Regions from separate parts of the Mus musculus genome. Here region 1 is linked to region 2. Evidence: chromatin loops called from intact Hi-C (ENCODE). Cell type or tissue: gastrocnemius. All regions are shown on one strand. Links, peaks and the distances in the headings refer to the core of each region. The heading gives the core; the rest is flanking DNA. Region 1 has its middle 99 kb from the start of Gm30726. Region 2 holds the start of Gm52253 (a long non-coding RNA gene).

What was found. A loop is a pair of places that touch in the nucleus more often than their neighbours do. Peaks named below come from ENCODE experiments on the same cell type or tissue, not always from the same donor. Only the 100,000 strongest peaks of a DNase experiment are listed, where the experiment ranks them.
Region 1: a loop joins it to region 2, with 2.8 times the contacts of the local background. A loop is called at or near these places in 2 of 42 quality-filtered maps.

The regions. Positions count from the first base shown.
Region 1 is chr16:76,642,568-76,652,365 of GRCm38, forward strand. No RefSeq gene overlaps it. Among named protein-coding and RNA genes, the nearest start is that of Gm30726, 99 kb to the left of the region's middle. In gastrocnemius, for the core only: no CTCF peak of the experiment used is centred there; no DNase peak of the experiment used is centred there; H3K4me3 peaks cover 571 bases; H3K27ac peaks cover 1,232 bases.
Region 2 is chr16:76,432,524-76,442,321 of GRCm38, forward strand. Gm52253 (a long non-coding RNA gene) reads left to right here and starts at 288. Exons shown (of 3, transcript XR_003951937.1): 1 at 288-487; 2 at 729-910; 3 at 6,410-6,522. In gastrocnemius, for the core only: no CTCF peak of the experiment used is centred there; a DNase peak (open chromatin) is centred at 5,722; H3K4me3 peaks cover 253 bases; H3K27ac peaks cover 2,898 bases.

The DNA.
Region 1 (9,798 bases), core at 1,295-9,294, 210 kb after region 2:
GGAAGGGAGGGAGGGAGGGAAGGAAGGAAGGAAGGAAGGAAGGAAGGAAGGAAGGAAGGAAGGAAGTGAAAGAACTCAGTGGGGAAACCCCCACTCAGCTCCCGATTCGGCGTGCACCCAAGAATCGCGAATAGAACACAACACCTTGATGTAACAACAAGAGGTTTTTTAATGGCGGAGCTCCGGGTCGAAACGTATCTCACACAACAGGAGACAGTGGATTCGACCACGAGGCTTGGAAGCTAGGGGGTTTTATAGAAAAGGAGTGGGGCTGGGGGAGGAATTGGCGCGGTTTCACATGATTGGTCCATTTAAACATCAGCAGCCTGTAACATTTAACTTAGGTCAGAGGGGTGGGAGCTAGGGAGGCGATGGGCTTGCCCGGGCATGTCCTGGTCTGTTCTGCTATGTTCTCAGCCCCAGGTTTCAAAGCTCAGAAACAACTCTTTGGGCTATTTAACATACATTACATGAATTACAGTTTTATTTCCGACCATCTTGGATAACTTCTTTAATTTCCGCTGTAGCCGGACCAATCCTTATGATATGCTTAGCTTTAGTTTTCGGCCCTTGTATAATAAATAGAGGAATGGCTTTCATCCAGAGTAAAATTGATACAGTAAAACTCATGGTTCTTCAAAGGCAATATCAACCTATAGTTCAGGTAGATGAAGAGTTAAGGGACACCGACCTCTAAAATTCTATGATTAGAATTAGTCTAAACAGAAGAAGAGGGGAATGAAAGGAAATAAAACTGTAATTCATGTAATGTATGTTAAATAGCCCAAAGAGTTGTTTCTGAGCTTTGAAACCTGGGGCTGAGAACCAGGACATGCCCGGGCAAGCCCATCGCCTCCCTAGCTCCCACCCCTCTGACCTAAGTTAAATGTTACAGGCTGCTGATGTTTAAATGGACCAATCATGTGAAACCGCGCCAATTCCTCCCCCAGCCCCACTCCTTTTCTATAAAACCCCCTAGCTTCCAAGCCTCGTGGTCGAATCCACTGTCTCCTGTTGTGTGAGATACGTTTCGACCCGGAGCTCCGCCATTAAAAAACCTCTTGTTGTTACATCAAGGTGTTGTGTTCTATTCGCGATTCTTGGGTGCACGCCGAATCGGGAGCTGAGTGGGGGTTTCCCCACTGAGTTCTTTCAGAAGGAAGGAAGGAAGGAAGGAAGGAAGGAAGGAAGGAAGGAAGGAAGGAAGGAAAGGAAGGAAAGAAAGGAAAGAAAGAAAGGAAGGAAGAAAAGAAAAAATTCTATCCTTATGTGTGCAGAAGACTCATCGAAAGGAATCGTGAAGGTGTCAGAGCAGTCTGCCGGTGAGAGGAATACAGCCGAGAGGAGTCAAGCAAGAGGAAGACCCACTAGTAATCCACCCCTGGATGCCAAGCTAGCACATTTGTTTAGTCATGAGTTTTCACTGAATAGTTCACACATCACTAGCAAATACTTCACGTAACTCAATATTCCCCTCCACTGCCAACGAGTATCAGCGTACCAAGAGGACCATTGCAGAATGATTTATTATGCGAATAAGATCTTGAATACGTGTTTTCATTTTGCTTGAAGATATATGTCAAGATACAAAAAAAAAAAAAAAACCCAAAAAACAAAAAACAAAAAAACCAAGAACAACAACAAAACTATCCACAAATGTCTGGGAAATGCCACAGCCTGTGCGCTTCTGCTTGTCGCAGTTTTAATTCCCCAAATCAGCCATTTACCACAGAGAACAGAATCAAGCATGGCCTAATCATTTTAATCCCAAATCCAATACGACTACAATTTTTGCCGAGGCAAGTTTCAAGTATGCCCAGATGTAAATGGTGCTCCGCATAAGGGAGTAATAAATTTGTTCTGCTCTGCTGTAAAAGAACACTCTTGGCATGCCACACCGTTGCACCTGTGCACACTAGTGCAGAGGGAAAGGCAGGGAGTTGGCCGTTTCATAGACTGTGCAATATGACTACCCAGGTTGAGCCCATTCCTTGGTCCCAGAATAGTAACCATTGCAATACACGATCAGAGTATAATGTGCAAGGATTCTCTGCTTCTTGGGTTAAAGGTAAGGGGTGAAAGGTCACTGAGGTTCAATTTACTAGAGCCTGGCACTGATGACTAAGAGGACAAAATGAGGTTTGTTAGTAGGCTTCCTCCTGCCTCCTCCTGAGCCCACATAGAAGATTTGGGAGGCTCTTTATAAATCAGAACTGGCGTCACTACCGTGCTTGGAGAATCTTCTTCTGTCTCTAGCTTAGTTATGTGATCCTGGGCAAATGACTGAATGCATTTTGCTTCTGGCTTTCTTGGGATAGGATGAGATAATGTTCCCCGAGCCAGAATCTAATCTGAAGGGAAACTAGGGAAGAGTGTTGTTAAACAGAAAGCCTTGTGTTGTCAAACACAATGGTTACACAACGGTTCCTGGGTTTAAAAAGCATTAACTTATTTTCTTCAAATGTTTTCAAATCCACTAATGTATTGTTAAAACCCTATAAGAGTGCCTCCAGTAGAAGTTAGTCATTTCTCGGAAGACAAAGGTATTCCCAAGCTTGGCCTCTCTCTCCTGTGTGATAGTTTGTATTTCAAACTTTTTTTTTTATTTAAATCACACATAAGAAGAATTCCTTGTGATCAGTTCTGAACAGCAGAGGTCAGTGAGTAATTTCTTTTCTTCTTCTTCTTCTTCTTCTTCTTCTTCTTCTTCTTCTTCTTCTTCTTCTTCTTCTTCTTCTTCTTCTTCTTCTTCTTCTTCTTCTTCTTCTTCTTTTTGGTTTTTCGAGACAGAGTTTCTCTGTGTAGCCCTGGCTGTCCTGGAACTCACTCTGTAGACCAGGCTGGCCTCGAACTCAGAAATCCTCCTGCCTCTGCCTCCCAAGTGCTGGCATTAAAGGTGTGTGCCACCACTGCCCTGCCAGTGAGTAATTTCTTGAAAGGCATATCTGAATCAAAGTGGATGAGCCCTAAGAGTCGGGAGAGTGTGAATGGAATTTGGACTGAGAGTTGAACCAAGGCAGAGGGCAGTGCAGTGGCCTGTAGCTACCTAGACATGGAATGGATTTCATAGTAGGATAGTAGGTAGTGATCACTAGGAACCTTGCTAGCAGGATGGAAATAAGATTTCAGAAAGTGGTAAGCAAACCATGTCAAAACTACAGGAAGTCTGATCTGCACGCATATTCTACCTGTAGAACTCATCGGAATAGACAGAGATATGAAATCTGAAAACTCTGCTTAATGCCTAAGTATCAGGAGCTATAGCCAGTGGTACAATATTGTGTGCTATGTTAAATATGTTGCTATCAGGCAATGATCCACTGAAATACTTTGTAATTTGTAACAGCAGTTTTACAGCCTGTGCCTTGCCATAGGAGACTGCATTATTTGTAGCAAAAAGGATGACTTCCAGTCCTGGGTAGACCCAGAAACTCTATCATCTATCAGACACCACCCATCTAGCCCAGGCTGTTAAGTGACTTATTCCTGGGAGCAGAAAAGAAGTCGTCTTAGGAGTTTATTGGAAAAAATTAAAGCATGGTATGACAGTGTATCAAGCTGTCATCCAATCCCTATTATGAGAGTCAAGAATCACTTTGCTGAGTTTTCTCTAGCTGTCCTTGGAGCTTTAGCTTGGCTTGGTCCTTCATTATTGATGAGGCTATCTCAAACCCTGGCCCATCTACTTGTCAGCACATCTGGACCTGGACCTGCTCTTTACTGCTCTCAGAAATCACTTTGGCCTTGCACCTCACAGCTGAGCTCTGCAGCTTTGATCTCAGTCCCTGGTCAGCAGGTACTATTGCAGCTGCCTCTGACACTGGCCTGTTTGTTACCTTATCAACACAGACTCTTTCTCATCTCACCTCTGAAAACTCTTGAACTTTGATGTAGCCTCTTTATCTTACCTTCATTCTATAATAACTCTCTCTCTCTCTCTCTCTCTCTCTCTCTCTCTCTCTCTCTCTCTCTCTCTCTCTTTCTCTCTCTCTTGTGTGTGTGTGTGTTTACTGGGTACTATGAATATATGATATGAGAGTTAATAATAGCAATTAAGAATTGATAAAAGAGCCCAACTTTAGCAGGAATTATACAACAAATCACTATCACTGACACTGATAAACTTTCTGAATTTATTGTTACCCAGTAAAGATTGATCTTGTGCAAACATAGATGCATTTTATGTATGCATAGCATGCTTGAGAAATTCACATGTACTTTAAAGAATGCAGTTTGAAGATCAGTTTATAAAACTGATTCTATTCCAACAGAATTTTAAAATTATGCATTATTTTGACTAGTAGTGAAATGAAGAACGTGTGTTCCTATTTTCCATTTCTTTTATAAAGCAGCTTTATAAAAAGTTCATTGCTTGAATCTTATAATGCTTAAATCAAATAGAAAGTATTTTTTTCAAAAAATTCTTTATGTCTTTCTTGCTGTAACTGTGATACTTTGAGTCATAAAAATAAAATAACTTATCAACTTCTTCCCTTCCTAAATTAGTGGGGATACAACACTTGGAGTAAACTGCACTTTAGAAATTTGCCTTCAGTGGTAAGTATCTGATGGTTACCATTTTGACAACTTCGTTGTTATTACCTTAATTTTTAAAGTGATACATAAAAGTTGTATTTATATGCAAAGTTTGTAATTGTCAGGGCTTATAACAGAAATAATTTTTAAGTATGTGTAACTTTCTTTGTCTCATTTAATAAATCCATCCTTTCATTATTTTGGTTACATTATTTTGAAACTTTCCCTAATCAAATTTTGTTAAAATAAACAAATATCATTTAATATAAAAATTGCAAGTGATGACTTCCTTATTTCTAAATAATAAAATAATTGAATATTTTACATTCAAATAGATATGACACGTGTATTGCTTAAGTGAGCAACTCCATTGTTTATTTTCCTTGTCGCTGTAACCAAACACCCAACAACCAGCAACTTGAAAGAGGAAGCCGGAAGTGGCTTTTTGGTTTTGCCTTTTAATTTTTTATCTGTTTCGTCTTAGACCATATCTAGCCCAACTGCAGCTTCCCATCCTTTCTCTCTTCCCAGTCCCCTGCCTCCACTCCTCCATTTCCCTTGAGAAAAGGACAGGCCGTCCAGGAATATCAACCAAACATGGCATGGCAAGATGCAGTGAGATTGGGTACTTCTCCCAGCCCCGTATGAAGGCTGGGTGACGTAACCCCATAGGAAGACAGGGCTCTGCATGTGTTTATAGAAATCTTAGGAAATAAAGAAATAATTAAATATATGTCATTATGATTTTAGAATTTATTTTTAAATAATACCATAACTACTTTCTCTAGCTCCTCCATTGGGAGCCCTGTGATCCATCCATTAGCTGACTGTGAGCATCCACTTCTGTGTTTGCTAGGCCCCGGCATAGTCTCACAAGAGACAGCTACATCTGGGTCCTTTCGATAAAATCTTGCTAGTGTATGCAATGGTGTCAGCGTTTGGATGCTGATTATGGGGTGGATCCCTGGATATGGAAGTCTCTACATGGTCCATCCTTTCATCTCAGCTCCAAACTTTGTCTCTGTAACTCCTTCCAAGGGTGTTTTGTTCCCACTTCTAAGGAGGGGCATAGTGTCCACACTTCAGTCTTCATTTTTCTTGAGTTTCATGTGTTTAGGAAATTGTAGCTAAAGGGATCTGCAGCCCTATATGCGGAACAACATTATGAACTAACCAGTACCCCGGAGCTCTTGACTCTAGCTGCATATGTATCAAAAGATGGCCTAGTTGGCCATCACTGGAAAGAGAGGCCCATTGGACATGCAAACTTTATATGCCCCAGTACAGGGGAACGCCAGGGCCAAAAAGGGGGAGTGGGTGGGTAGGGGATTGGGGGTGGGTGGGTATGGGGGGCTTTTGGTATAGCATTGGAAATGTAAATGAGCTAAATACCTAATAAAAAATGGAAAAAAAATAATACCATAACTATACTTCCCCCTTTGCTTTCCTCCCTCCAAGCCTTTCCGATTCCTTGCTCTTTTACAATTCATTGTTACATGCAACAAGCTTCCTAAACACAACACGCTCAATCTGTTTAATGTTACTAATATGTACATTTTCCAGCTGAGAACTCAGCATTGGATGAACAGTTTGTGTGTTCTTCCATGGGGGAAACTATTTCTCACACTCTCAGAATTCCTTAATCGCCTGTAGTTCTTTGTGTAGTACTGACGCCTCCTGGGCTTTTCCCTATCCACTTATCGCGTCTCTGGTTATTCTAGTTCCATTCCTGTTTAGGCCGTTATGTGGCCTTCCGTGGATGTAATTTCCAACGTTACCAGGAGACACAATCTCACAGCAACGTCCCTGATCTTCTGGCTCTTACAGCTGCTTCTTCCTCAATGTCGCCTGAACTTTAGGTGGATGAATGAATTGTGATGTCGCTGTATCCTTTGAAACTGATCTTCACAACTCTGTATTCAGATCGGTTGTGCTCTTCTATAGAGTGATCTCCATTTGTTGCAAAGGGAAGTTTTCTTATAAAAGGTAAAGTCTGCACTTCTCCAGCTGGACACTGGAGGAGGATGGATGACGCCTGGGTGGTTGGCTAGTTGGAAGTTATGCAGATGGAATTTGTGGGTGATTGCAGGTAAACTTAATGTCTTGTTATAAATATACTTACATCTATATTATTTAATGTTCTCTTGAACCAAGACATTTCATGCCATAATAGATGAGAGGATGTCAGATTTTTCTATGAATGTGTGTGTGTCAATGAAAGAGCAAGTAAGTATTCTAAACTGTGGTCCAGAGAGCCACAAATTTCTACTTCCTCTGCTTAAATGTAAAAGCAGTCACATGTAATACACAAAGGAATGGGAGGGTGAACCCCTGTAGAACCCAGCTTATAAACTCTGAAATTTGAATCTCATACGACTTTCATGTGTCACAAATTATATTTGTTTTCATTTTTTTCCCAACCTGTGCAATATGCAAACTATTTTCAGCTTGTAGACTATTAAAACAGGTGCTGGGTTGGATTTAGTGATGGGCTCGAATTTGCTGACTGTTGTTCTCAATAATATAAGCAATACAGAATTTGATATGAAGAACTAAGAAGTTAAAGAACTATTGAAATGATGGGGGAACCTTTTGGGCCTTGAAGTCCAAAAACACTTTATAGCTTCTGGAAATACTCTGCCTTTTCTGTGAACAAGTAAACTACTAATGTCGATGCAGGAAGATAACAAATTATGAGTCTGTTGCTAATAGTGCTGACTTCAGTCCCAGGCTACCCTGCTATGAGGCAGAAATAATGCCCCTGCTGCTCGAGGAAGATGCTGACTCAGGAATCCACTGTGGGAAGTCTCTGCTGTAGCTGCCACCTCGGCCTTGATCCTCACCATCAAAATGGATGCCTCTATCTTGGCTTCTTCCTCAATTCGATTCTGTTTGTAAGCATTCTCAGAAGACTATGATAGAACCTAAATAATATGCCGGCCTCCAACAAGGCTGAGAAGGGCAGTTTTAACTTTGCAGTTTGTTTGTACAAGCTGTGGGAGAGAATGGATGCTGGACAAGGCAATTTGGGGTATCCAGCACAGCCTAATAGGAAGGAGACAGATTCCATTTACATGACTTCTTTTGACATTTCCAAACCTGTGAACTCCCAGGAAACGAGAATCCCCAATATAACTGCCACAAGATAGGATGAGAATGCAATGATTCCTGTACACACATCCTCTCTGTCTGTACTGCCACGCCAAACAATATTTTACTGTGTTGCACTGCTCTGTGAATTTCTTACAGTGATATAGAAACGATTTGTGTGATCATCTTCATGGAAAGCATTGATAGAAATCACAACCGAAAATGCTTTTCAACATAGAACGGGTGATAAACGGTGGTATCCCCACACGATGCAGCAAGCAAGAGATAAGGGTAGACAGAGCCTGGGAAGGCAACCCAAAACACACTGCAGTAAAGCAAGTTAAGGAGCTGCATATGAAAAGTGACCTGTTTCATTAATTTTTTAAAGATAGTAAGTTAGACAGATTTTTTTTATTATTTCAGACATCAACTGCACCTAGAAATATATCCACACATGCACATACAGGAGATAGAAAGGATTCTTGTAATTCTCTCAGGAATTTGAGAGCCAGGTGCTGCCAACTCCTCTCTGTGTGGCTATGCGCCTTTTCAATACCAAGAAAAGCTGTGATCCACATTATTTTTTTTATTATTTACAAGTAAAAATTTGTAGGCAGAGTTCGGTACTCAAGAGCTTGTGACCACTGGAAGGAAAGACGGGGTCATTGCTGCCTTCTGAGGTGCAGTTTCCACGTGCTAAAAGAGAAGAATTACTCATTTCAGAAAGTTGGGTCCGGCCTTCAAAATTTTCATTTGTGATGCATTTCAAAATCTATCCTTTCCCCCCAAAACTATGAAATACTGTTATCACCACAATTATGCCTTTTAATTCATCTAGATATGCAAAGTATTTGCCAGCATTAAATGATATATGGTAGTGAATCTTTTGTGAGGCCTCTTTTCTCAAACCCTTGTATGAAACCTCAAATGCTATGTCTTTTAGATCCAATATCGTTTTATACTCTTATGTGAAAAGGCTACACGGAACAGGCTTGGCGGAAGTTCACTCGTTAACTTAGTGTTTTATGAGAGGGTCTCCAATGTTGCTTCACGACACAGTGCATACAAGTCTATCACTGGCATTCATGAAACCTGCTCTAAAACCTAACCTCGTCTGTTCTGTTGCTACCAGTCATTTTCTACTTAAAGATGATGCACATGTGAGGGGCTGGGAAGCTAGCTCAGTAGTTCAGAGCACAGGCTGCTCTTCCAGAGGACCTTGGTTCATTTGCCAGTATCCCCTAGGCAGCTCACTAGTGTCTGTAACTCCAGGTCCAGGGAACCCAATGCTCTCTGACCTCAGGAGGTGCCCGGCGTGTACAAGATGTGCATGCATAGATAGGGGCGGGGGACTCCTACACATCAAGTAAATAAATCTTAAAACATTTAAATACGAATGTAAATCAGCTATGTCTCAAACTGATGACCAAGGCAAGATGTGCGTTAGCAACCAGCCCCAGAGTCAATCAATTTGTGAGCAATCAACTGAAGCTAAACATCATAAGTCAGAATAAGGTAAAAAAAAAAAAAAAGCAAATCAAAACAGCGGAGACCAATGCTAAACTGGAGACTGCGTTAAAACAGTGGTTTAAAAACTACTTCCGAGGCTTCTCTGACCTCTTAATAATTGAGAATGCATGTAAGATAAAATTACGATGCCCAGTTAAGTGTAACTTTCCAGAAACATAATAAAAGGTTTACTATAATTGTGCGCTACATATAACAAGGTGGTTATGCATGCAAACAAATACTCATGCCTGTTTGAAATTCAAATTTTTCTGCATTTTGTGTTTTGATTTCTTTAGTTTGGTGAGTTTATTTATGTTAGTTTTCTGTTAATATTTCACATTATGCATTAAAACAGAAAAAAATTGAATAAATGTGTTACTTTGTCTTAAGACATTAAAAGACTATTAAATAAATAACAATTTTTATGAAAATCAATGATATATTCCTTAAACAAAATAGTAAGTTTAATACTGTGCACATTTTGCCCACTTTTACATATCAAACTTAACAGAAATGAGGTAGATTCTTGTGTTTTTCTGCCCTGAATCTTTTGTTATCTATTACTCTCTCTCTCTCTCTGTGTATATATATATGTGTGTGTGTGTGTGTGTGTGTGTGTGTGTGTGTGTGTGTGTATGTTAGCTTTATATAGATATATAGTTT
Region 2 (9,798 bases), core at 1,001-9,000:
TGGTTTTGGCAGTGAGCATGTTACTGGAGACCTTGGCAGGGCTAGCTTCTGGGAAGTGGCGTGGGTAGGAGCCTCGCTGGATCTGGTTCAGGAGTGTTTTCACGGAGGAACTGAATGCCTCTGGTGCACTCTAGGAGTTGGGAGAGGAAGGGGAGGGAAGCAGTTGTTAGAGGGTGTGTGCATTTGTTGAGGCTCCGGCTAAGTGAGACTCTGTAGGCACCACAATAGTGGATCCCTCCCTGCCCCTGCCGGGTTCTACAATTTTGTGAAAAAACTTAGCTTTCCTTAGCAATAAGGAACTCCCATTTCCATAGGCCATCTCTTTTGTTGAGCCTGTTTGTTCTCTGCTACCTGGCTGTGTGAGTCACTGGAACACTGACCCTGCACTGAAGTCAGCAGATTCTATTTGGAGAGTCTTGGTGATCGTGGGGGAAAGTTGATGAAAATGTTGACAAAAACATTTACTCTCCCTGGTCCCTGAACACCTGTGAGTACTCGGTTTTTTTGTTTTTTTGTTTTTTTCCCATCAACTGATTGTTAGCCTCAGAGCAGGCAAATGCTCTGAGCAAAGTACAGGGAAGTTTCGCCTTCAGGAGCTAAATGTTCACGACACAGGAAGGAGTTATAATACTTTCTATTTTGGTTTTCTCTCATCTGAAAAGACTTATAAAGAGAAAAGTGGCTCTGCAAATGCCAGCCTCAATTAAAATGCTAAATACAAATTGCAGCTTTCCCACCGCTGCCAGAGGGAATGCGTCCAACATGACCAGCCACCTGTTTCCCTTTATACGAGCACAAGATGGGCGGCCACTTCCAGCGTACTCCTCACTGACACCAAATAGCAGCGTGACGATGAATCAAAAGTCATCGGCGGTAGAGATCTACTTACCAAGAAACGACACTCAGCAAGGTCATCTCTGGGAGAGGGCATTTTAGCCGTTAAAGTGGACCAAGGCATGGGGGCGGAGGGGGAGTTTCCCAGGCTTAAAGAAAGCATGGGAGTTTACGTGTTAGGGTTATTAACGTCGACGTTTCCAGCCCGATCAAACATGTATGCCAAACTGGCTGAGGATGTTGGAGCAGAGAGCAATGGCTCGTGGTCTGTGATGACTTAGCTAGACACAGCGAAGGTCGAGGTCGCAGAACCAGAAACTTAAGAATCAGTTATGTAACAGGTTAAAGTTGCAGTCGGCAAGAGAGGCAGTGTGACCTGGGTTCTAATGATAGCTGCATCTTTTTTTTTTTTGTTTTTTGTTTTTTTTTTTTTAACCTATGAGACAAAGTCAGAAAACTTATGTTCTAAGCGGCAATCTCCTAGCCTGTAAAATGCAAATAACGCAAGTGCCGAGTTCAGTGGTATTTTAAGGATGAAATGATGGAAGATATGTCTTAACTCAGAACCAGACAGTGAAACCTTTTATAGATGCTTCATAAGTAATGGCTAAAATTTCCTAGACTTAAGCATCCTCCGTTCCTTATTGATCAGAAAAACACAAAACAAAATAAAACCATTATCATTCAGCTAAAAATATGACAGGAAGCACATCGTGGCACATGCTTATAATCCCAGAATTTGGAAGGCTGAAGCAGGAGGATTTAAGAGAAAGTCATTTTTGCACGCCTTTAATCCCAGCACTCCGGAGGCAGAAGTAGGTGGATTTCTGAGTTCGAGGCCAGCCTGGTCTACAAAGTGAGCTCCAGGACAGCCAGAGCTATACAGAGAAACCCTGTCTCGAAAAACCAAGAGAAAGAGAGAGAGAGAGAGAGAGAGAGAGAGAGAGAGAGAGAGTGAGAACAAGCCATCTTGAGCTACACTACACAGTGAGTGAGACCCTGTGTCAAAAATCAAACAGATAAGAGATGTGCATGACAGAGGGTATGAAAAATAAATATAATAAACAGCTTGTTGTGAAAATCTTACCTTTTTTCATTTATATTTTATTTATTCTGAGTGTAGAGCTGGAGGACACATTTGTCATAGACAGCATGCGTGTAGAGGTCAGGAGACAACTTCGTGGAGTTGGTTTCCTCCTACTCCCGGCCTCTGGAGATTAAACCCAACTTGCCAAGCTTGCGACTTTACCTTCTGAGCCACCTCGATAAGACAACCTAGTGTGACCTTTTTTTTAAAAACAATGCTGATACTCCTAAGAGAAAGATAGAGAGAGCATCATAAAACTCAATTTAAATCTGAAGAGATTGAAGCAAGAACATTTTAATTGGCAACTAGAAGCCAGAAAGATAATCCTAATGTTATAAAAGTTTTACTCACTTCTAAAATTTAATACGATTCTGATTTTATTAACACGAAATAAAATTGTGTCTATTAAATGTAAAATTAGCTTTATTATATGTATAAAGAGTCTTGGTGTTCTTGTATAAATGAATAGCAATGAAATATTCCCAAGTATCTGCTATGGGATGTATTCGTAACATTTATATAATACCCAGTGCCCTCTCCACCTTCCAGATGTTCTCCGAATAACTTGGAGGCCTGAACACTTCACTGCATTACAGCTTTAATGGCTCCTAGCTTCTCGTTTGTTCTGGAAGCCCTCAGGCCATAGCTCCTGTCAAAAAGACCACAACCACTCTTACCAATTCTTAGGCCCCACAGCTAATGGCAGTCTAACCCAGATCCCCTTTTCTTTAAAGTCCTCTCTACTTCTTCCATTTTTTTCCATTTTTTTAGGGGAAACTTATCAGTTTGAGATATACCATTGATTCTTCAACTAGAACGGAGAAAGAGAAGTCTGAGTATTCTAAGAATAAATAATGTCCTAAGGAACAAAAGGGAAGCCGCTGATGCCCTTCAAATCCCAAAACCCTTGTAGCCTTCAGGAGAACGAGAAAGGCAGCCTGTTAGCCCTCAACTCGGCTTCTTGTGGGAAATGTAGACTTCTGTGCTTTTCCAGTTACAAGCTGTTTTACTCAGGTGGGAAAGAAGATAGCACAGGCCCGGCAATGTGGAGAACCTGCCACCCACTCTAGTAGGTTCACTGGCAATCCCTCTCAAAGGCTTTGATTAGTATCATTAACAGAATTTGAGCATGCCCTCCAGGGCTTTGCTGCTTAGTGCTTCGGCCATTTGTCTTCAAATGCTCTCTGACTGCAAATAGTCTCTACTGGAGTGAAGAGCCCATCCTGAAGACTTGATCCTCTTTTTCTTGCATCCCCTAGTCTAGCACAGGTCCCCTTTTCTTTAAAGTCCTGGAGTCCAGAAGAGGAGAAGACAGAAGAAGGGACTGGGACTTTGTGCTTTTTCCTTTCTTTCTTTCTTTCTTTCTTTCTTTCTTTCTTTCTTTCTTTCTTTCTTTCTTTCTTTCTTTCTTTCCATCGTCAACCTGTAAACCCCTTGTCGTTTTCCTTTAGTACAATGGAGGTAATTATAGACACCACTTTGCAAAGTGCTTTGATATCCTCAGATGAAGGGAGCCGAGAAAGGGCAGAGGATAATTATTATTAGCAGCTCAGTGGTGCCCAGGTTTTTCCATATGTGCCTTCCTCCAGGGAAGCGGAGTCCGTCAAAATAAAATCAGTGTTGAGAAGAGAGGCACGATAGAAAGTGACTTCAAAAATATGGGCCAGATGAAACATAAGCGTGAAATGAACATTTAAAGTGATGGCCTGCCTCTGCAAAACGTCCTGCCGTCTTACCACGATGGTGCTCATCAGCTCTTAGAAGCTGGCTTGCTAATAATGGCTTCTTGCATTGGTAGCAATCTTTCCCCAGTAACTGTACGAAACTTTTGTGACATCCAATGGTACTACAATGCCCAGATGTCACTAGTATTATATTTAGATGTCATAACTGAAGGCCAGTTTGCCACACATCGTGCAAAGGTGAGAATTAGCATCCAACATTCCGTTTCCAACACAAAAGAAAGAAATCGGACGATCTGTCAGCTCATAGTAACTATCACACTCTGATTAGAATCTGGTCAGCTAAAGGATGCAGGTGACATCTTTCATATCTTTTTTACTTTCAGTTTTGTTCTTACCGTGCAGCAAGAAGTAAACAATAATTATGGGAGAAGGGTCTCCTAGTCATGAGAATGCTGCTAAGAGAATAAAGATATGGGAAGGCAAAGACAGTGTAACACGTAGTATCCAGCTAGCTTGTACTCTACTTGGGAAGATAACACACACACACACACACACACACACACACACACACACCAATTTGTGGAGAAATTATTATTTAATAATATTATTAGATATTCTCTTCCATAATTGCAGCAATGGAATGCAATATTTTCAAAAAGACATTCTCCAAGCACTCATGAGGTTTCAAGCACTTGAAAGAGACACATACTTACTGTGGTATATTTTCTCTTTGACCCCAGAGTTTAGGTGGATCAAAGGCAGGCACAGCACTTTGTTTTGTCTGGTATTTCATTTAGCGCTTCACAGTGTCCTAGACACAAAGGAAGGGCTTAACATCATTTGTTGAATGACATACTGATCTAATAATTTTAAAATGTAGACAATTAAGTATATCACAAGGACAATATGCATAATAAAATTGCTGAGTGTGTTTCCTCTGATAATTAAAATCCATTAGCGGAAAATAATTAGGGAATAAGCATTGTAATCCTGATAGTCTTAGTGCCCCAGTAGCCTTTAGAAACCAGTTAACAACCGAAAAGTTTCTTTAGACATATTTTTTTTCAAATTCTCCAAAACCATATGAACAGCACCAAGTCTTTCTTCAATAAATAGATGGTATTAAAAAAGTAAAGAAAATCAAAGAGCATGCACTAGGACCCAGTTGTCAGGTCCCTCTTTGTCATCTTCACAGACTCCTCACCATTTGCTGGAGCCCCCTCAGAAACTCCAGGGAAAGAGGAAATGAAGGATCCCTTTCTAGCAGAGCCATGACACCTCCTAGAATGGAGACAGTTGCTTCATTGTAAGAGAAGAGGGGAGAAGATGAAGGAGGACTCTAGAGTTCCAGAATGTGCCTGGAAAGACAAGGAGGGTCCTACTAAAGCCATTCCTAACCATAAGAACAGAGGCCAGCTACCTACGTGTCCCTGGAGAAAGACTAGGGTCAGAGGCAAGGCATGGTCTAGGGAAGACTTACGGAGGAGCTACTCCACTGTAGCCAAGGAGGAGAAATGAGTGGCCCTCTACCACTACCCTCTTTCAGGTAAAAAGAGGGTGCATTTTACCCTGTGTGTCTTATATCATGTGACAATTCAGAATGTTGCTAGATTAAATTGACTCTTCTTTTCATTCACTGGGCTCAAAACAATTTCTCTTTACCTATTAAATACTGACCAATTAAAATAAGTAAGCAGCTCTCTCCACCTTAAGATGCTCTCAATCTTGGTGAGTTGGGGCTGGGGGATATCATTTAGCAGGACTTTGGCAGGGAGACAAACAGCTAAGCTTATTTACAACTGGGATATGTCTGTCATGTATGCCTTCAGGAGAAAGCGAACTATCTCACTTTCCTCCCCATGTCCTACCATTTGGAAAGGGAGGGGGAAAGGATTAAGTTAATATTTGGCCTCCTCCTAGGGTGTGAAAATACCTGAGGCTCCTCATTGTGGCTTAAACACCCTGTCCTTCACTGACTGTGATACCCTACATCTCTTCTATAACTTCCCCTGAGAAGACACCTAATTCACTCCCTCAGAGTCAAGCAAGGTCAGCTTCTGTTCCCACTATAGGGAATGAGACACTGGAGCTGGCTTGGCTCAAAAATAGCCTGTGTCCATGCTGTGGACTCAGCCTGATATCACCAAGGCCAAAGCCCGGTGCCAGAAATCCTGCTTTCAGAGAGAAAGTACTCTCAGCCTTTAACATTGCTGTTGTGCAAGTTTTTAATTAGTCATAAGGATAGTGGTAGCCAAGGTACTGAGATAGTATCATGATGACCAGGGCCGAGAAGGAAGCCAAAGGGATAAAATCTCACCTCTAAGGGAATATTTTATTTTCTATTGGTTGTGAAGAGAATCTAAGTAACAAGACTTAGATACTTACTGACATAGCATCATTTGCTCCAAATTTCTCTAATTCATTATAATTTACTATGGCATCTCTACCATTTTTATTTCCAAGAAACTGACCATCACGACTACTTAATCCAGATAATGACAAACTTGATTGATAGGCAAAATGTCCATTAGACAGATGGACTTTAGACTTTGAGCCTTGTCTGGCACTTAGGTACATGCATTACCTTTGAGTAGATGAACTTTTAATAGCAGAAGAGATAAAATTCAGTCAACTATGTATATAGAATGCTTATTATTCTTATGACTCTGTACCCAGTAAAAAAAAAAAACTTATTTTAAAAGACAGTTGCATAACTATGATATAAATAATGATTTATAAATGTTGCTTAATAAATCAAAGCCCTGGCTCACAATGAATATTCATATCCCTTTTGTTTTTACAGATAAACCAAATGAAAGTCATACATTAAGTTGTTGGAGGGCGAGTGAGCTCCAAACCATGGTCACTTCTACTTTGGCAAAGTGCATTATTCATGAGAGTGCTTCAGCTGGCTCCCAGTGCCAAAGGTAGCCCTCAGGATGATTTTTCTCAGCCTCTGGCCCAGGAGTAATTGGAAAGTGGGCAGCAATTACTTTTGGCATTTTTCTACTTCATATCCAATATTCTTTGTCTATCTGCTTTTATGGAGTAAAATATCCAGTTGTTCTACCAGTCCTAGGTATTTTCAAACTCTTCTGTGAATTGTTTACTTCCTTACATGGAAGAGCCCCCAAATTTCTCTTGCTGTATACACATGCACACACACGCACACACCTTCACACACAGAGAGAAACACAGATACACACACACTCAAACCACATCTGCATGTATACACAACATTGAAGAAACACTCTCTTCATTTAGAACTGTTTGTGTAGGACTTATAGCCTTCATGGCAAGGTGCAGGAATGGCTGGTATGTGTAGATGGCAGAGGGAGAGATAATTTTCCTTAATGATAAGACTCCTAGAGGTCAACCACAGACCAGGACAGGGTCACACTCCCAAGACTAGTTGGACAACACAATGTGTACTCAATGCAGAAAGAAAAAAACTATAAATTACAGTAAAAAAAAAAAAACAACAAACCAAAACATTTAGATCTTTGACTTGTTTCTCTAAAGGAAGAGATAAAGGAAGGGTTTTAGATTTCTCCCCCAGGAGGGGGGAAAGATACTTGTGAAGCACACCCTGCCTGCCAGGCCTTGTTCTGGTGTAAGCGAGTTTGTTTTCTATGCTAGAAATAATAGGGTGCACCATCAATCTTCAGAGATGTAGAAATCATATGACATTGTCAAAATCATAGGTTGAGCCAAGGACCTTGAGTTGTTGCCTACTGGATTTTTTTTCCACATTACAATTTTATTTTTTTTCCAAAAATAATTTTTATTAGATATTTTCTTCATTTACATTTCAAATGATATCCCCTATACCCTCCCCCCCACACACACCCTGACCCTGCTTCCTAACCCACCCACTCCTGCTTCCTGGCCCTGGCATTCTCCTGTACTGGGGCATATAATAGAAGCTAAGAATTCTATTCTACTAGTTGAATCCCTCCATAATTTAGTTCCATCCAAATATACTACCTTTATTATGCAAACTTCTTGTAACCTCCCTACAAAATGTTTATCCCTTTGCTTGTGATTTTTCTCATTAAAATGGCATTTTATTCTAAAAATTATATATATGTATTTATGTATATAAATAGAGAGAGAGAGAGGAGAGAGAGAGAGAAGGAAGTGATAGATCATAATGTATAATTCTTCCCTCCAAATCCTCTCATATACCTCTCTCTGCTCTCTTTCAAATCCATTACCTCCTTCTTTTCTGGTTGTTATTGTATGCATATATGTGTGCGAATATACTGATATATTACCAAATCTAATAAAAAATACCAACTCTAACTGGTTTAGTCCATGTAATAGTACTTGCATGTCTGTTTTCAGGGCTGAACACCTTGGCACTAGACAACCTATCAGTGTGCTTCTCCCTGGGGAAGATTGGCTCTCCAGTTCCTAACATTCTTCTAAGCCTCTAGTTCTTTGTGCAGTGTTGAGGCCTTGTGGTTCTATCTCTGTTCAGTTTGGCAAGTCCATTGGTGTCATCCTTGTTCAGCTCCTGCTTGAGCAGTCATTTTGGAGAGACTTATGAGGGGAGCATCTGGCATTATTAGGAGACACAATCTTACAGCAAGCTGCCTGAGTCTCTGGCTCTTGCAATCTCTCTACCTCCTCTTCCTCAGTTTTTCCAAAGCCTTAGCTAAGGCATGGTTTGAAGATGTATCCTTGTGCTCTTTTCTAGTGATGAGGATAGCCTTCTCCATGAGCCAGATCTGTGTTTGAATCCTGGCTGTATCACTCATGGGCTGTGACATTTTTCAGTCACAGTGACTTTTCTTCTTCTTCTTTCTCATTTTTTTAAAGACAGAACTAATGATTCTTTAGTTTAGATCGAAGTTTGGAAGAAAATATATGACATGTGGAGGTCCTCGCCTTATATCTGGAATCCAGGATGTACCCAATAACTATTGATTATGCCATCATTATGATTGGTAGTGTTTTCTTTATGCCCATCCTCTCCTTAATCTTACTTTCCCTTCAAGTTTCATTTCAAGGTTTCTTTGAAATGATTTTCACCCCATTTCAAATCTATATTTACTTTCTTATGGTTTTATTATGCTCTCTCTCTCTCTCTCTCTCTCTCTCTCTCTCTCTCTCTCTCCATCCCTTTCTGCTTCCCTCTCTCCATTTCTCTGTGTGTGTGCATGTCTTACATTCTTGTTCTTGAGTCCTTTGAGAACAAAGACTCAGCCTTACAGTGTCACTGCTGAATCTCAGCTCCGAGTCTTCAGTAAATGAGCAGAAAATAGTTGCTGAATTTTAACCGGCTCAGAGTGTCTACTGATTGCGCTTCCTAGCATCTAGGATCATAGTTTGGCAATGTCAAGTTACAATCAGCATGCTGCACACTCTTAAAGGAGCTAAAATTATATAGTACAGTTACCATGTAACAGTTAACACTACAGAATAGCATTTTTAAAAGAATATGATATACATTCTAATTTTTCCCAAGGCTGCAATTAAAATATGGAAAATATACTTTTCTTTCCTTTTAACAGTTCAGAAATGCTTTTTGATGAGCATGAAAGTGTTCCTTTCTTGTGTTTTCCTCCTAACTACGAACTGGAGTAAAATCAATCAGTGGAATGCTCTAGGAGCTGGCCCTCTATATAAATAACCAGAGCCTTGTATTTGGTCCAATGTCCTGATTTACATAGTACATGCAAGATTATAAATTATACTAATCGTAAAAAGTGATGCCTACCTAAACACAGTTTAAGAGAGGGCCTAGAAATAGTTTTGTTTGTGCAATAGGCATGAGGAGGGGAGTTCAAAGCCAATGACTCAGAAAGTCTTGAGTGTAGCTCAGTGCTCACCCACCTGCTCAGAGATTAGCCATCCTTCTTCCCTGAACTTCACTGGCTGGAGCCCCACCCAGGAGACACACCCAGCTCTGCCTCTGGGAGCTGCCCTAGCCAGCTCTCTCCCCCCCCCCCCCCCCCGTCCCCCAGCTGTCAAGAAACTCCTTTGTTCCTCTCTATGTGGATCAATTTGTCTTGCCATTTCCGGTGTTTCTCAGAGGTTACTTCAATAGATTATTTTTAGGAGCATGTTGGAAGCTGCTGGTAGTTATTACGTTATCTGCAAAGCACAGAGTACAACTCAAAGGTGAAGCATGCCCACTGGTGTCAATCTAGTTTCTAATCTACGCAACCAAATTTCTATTAATCA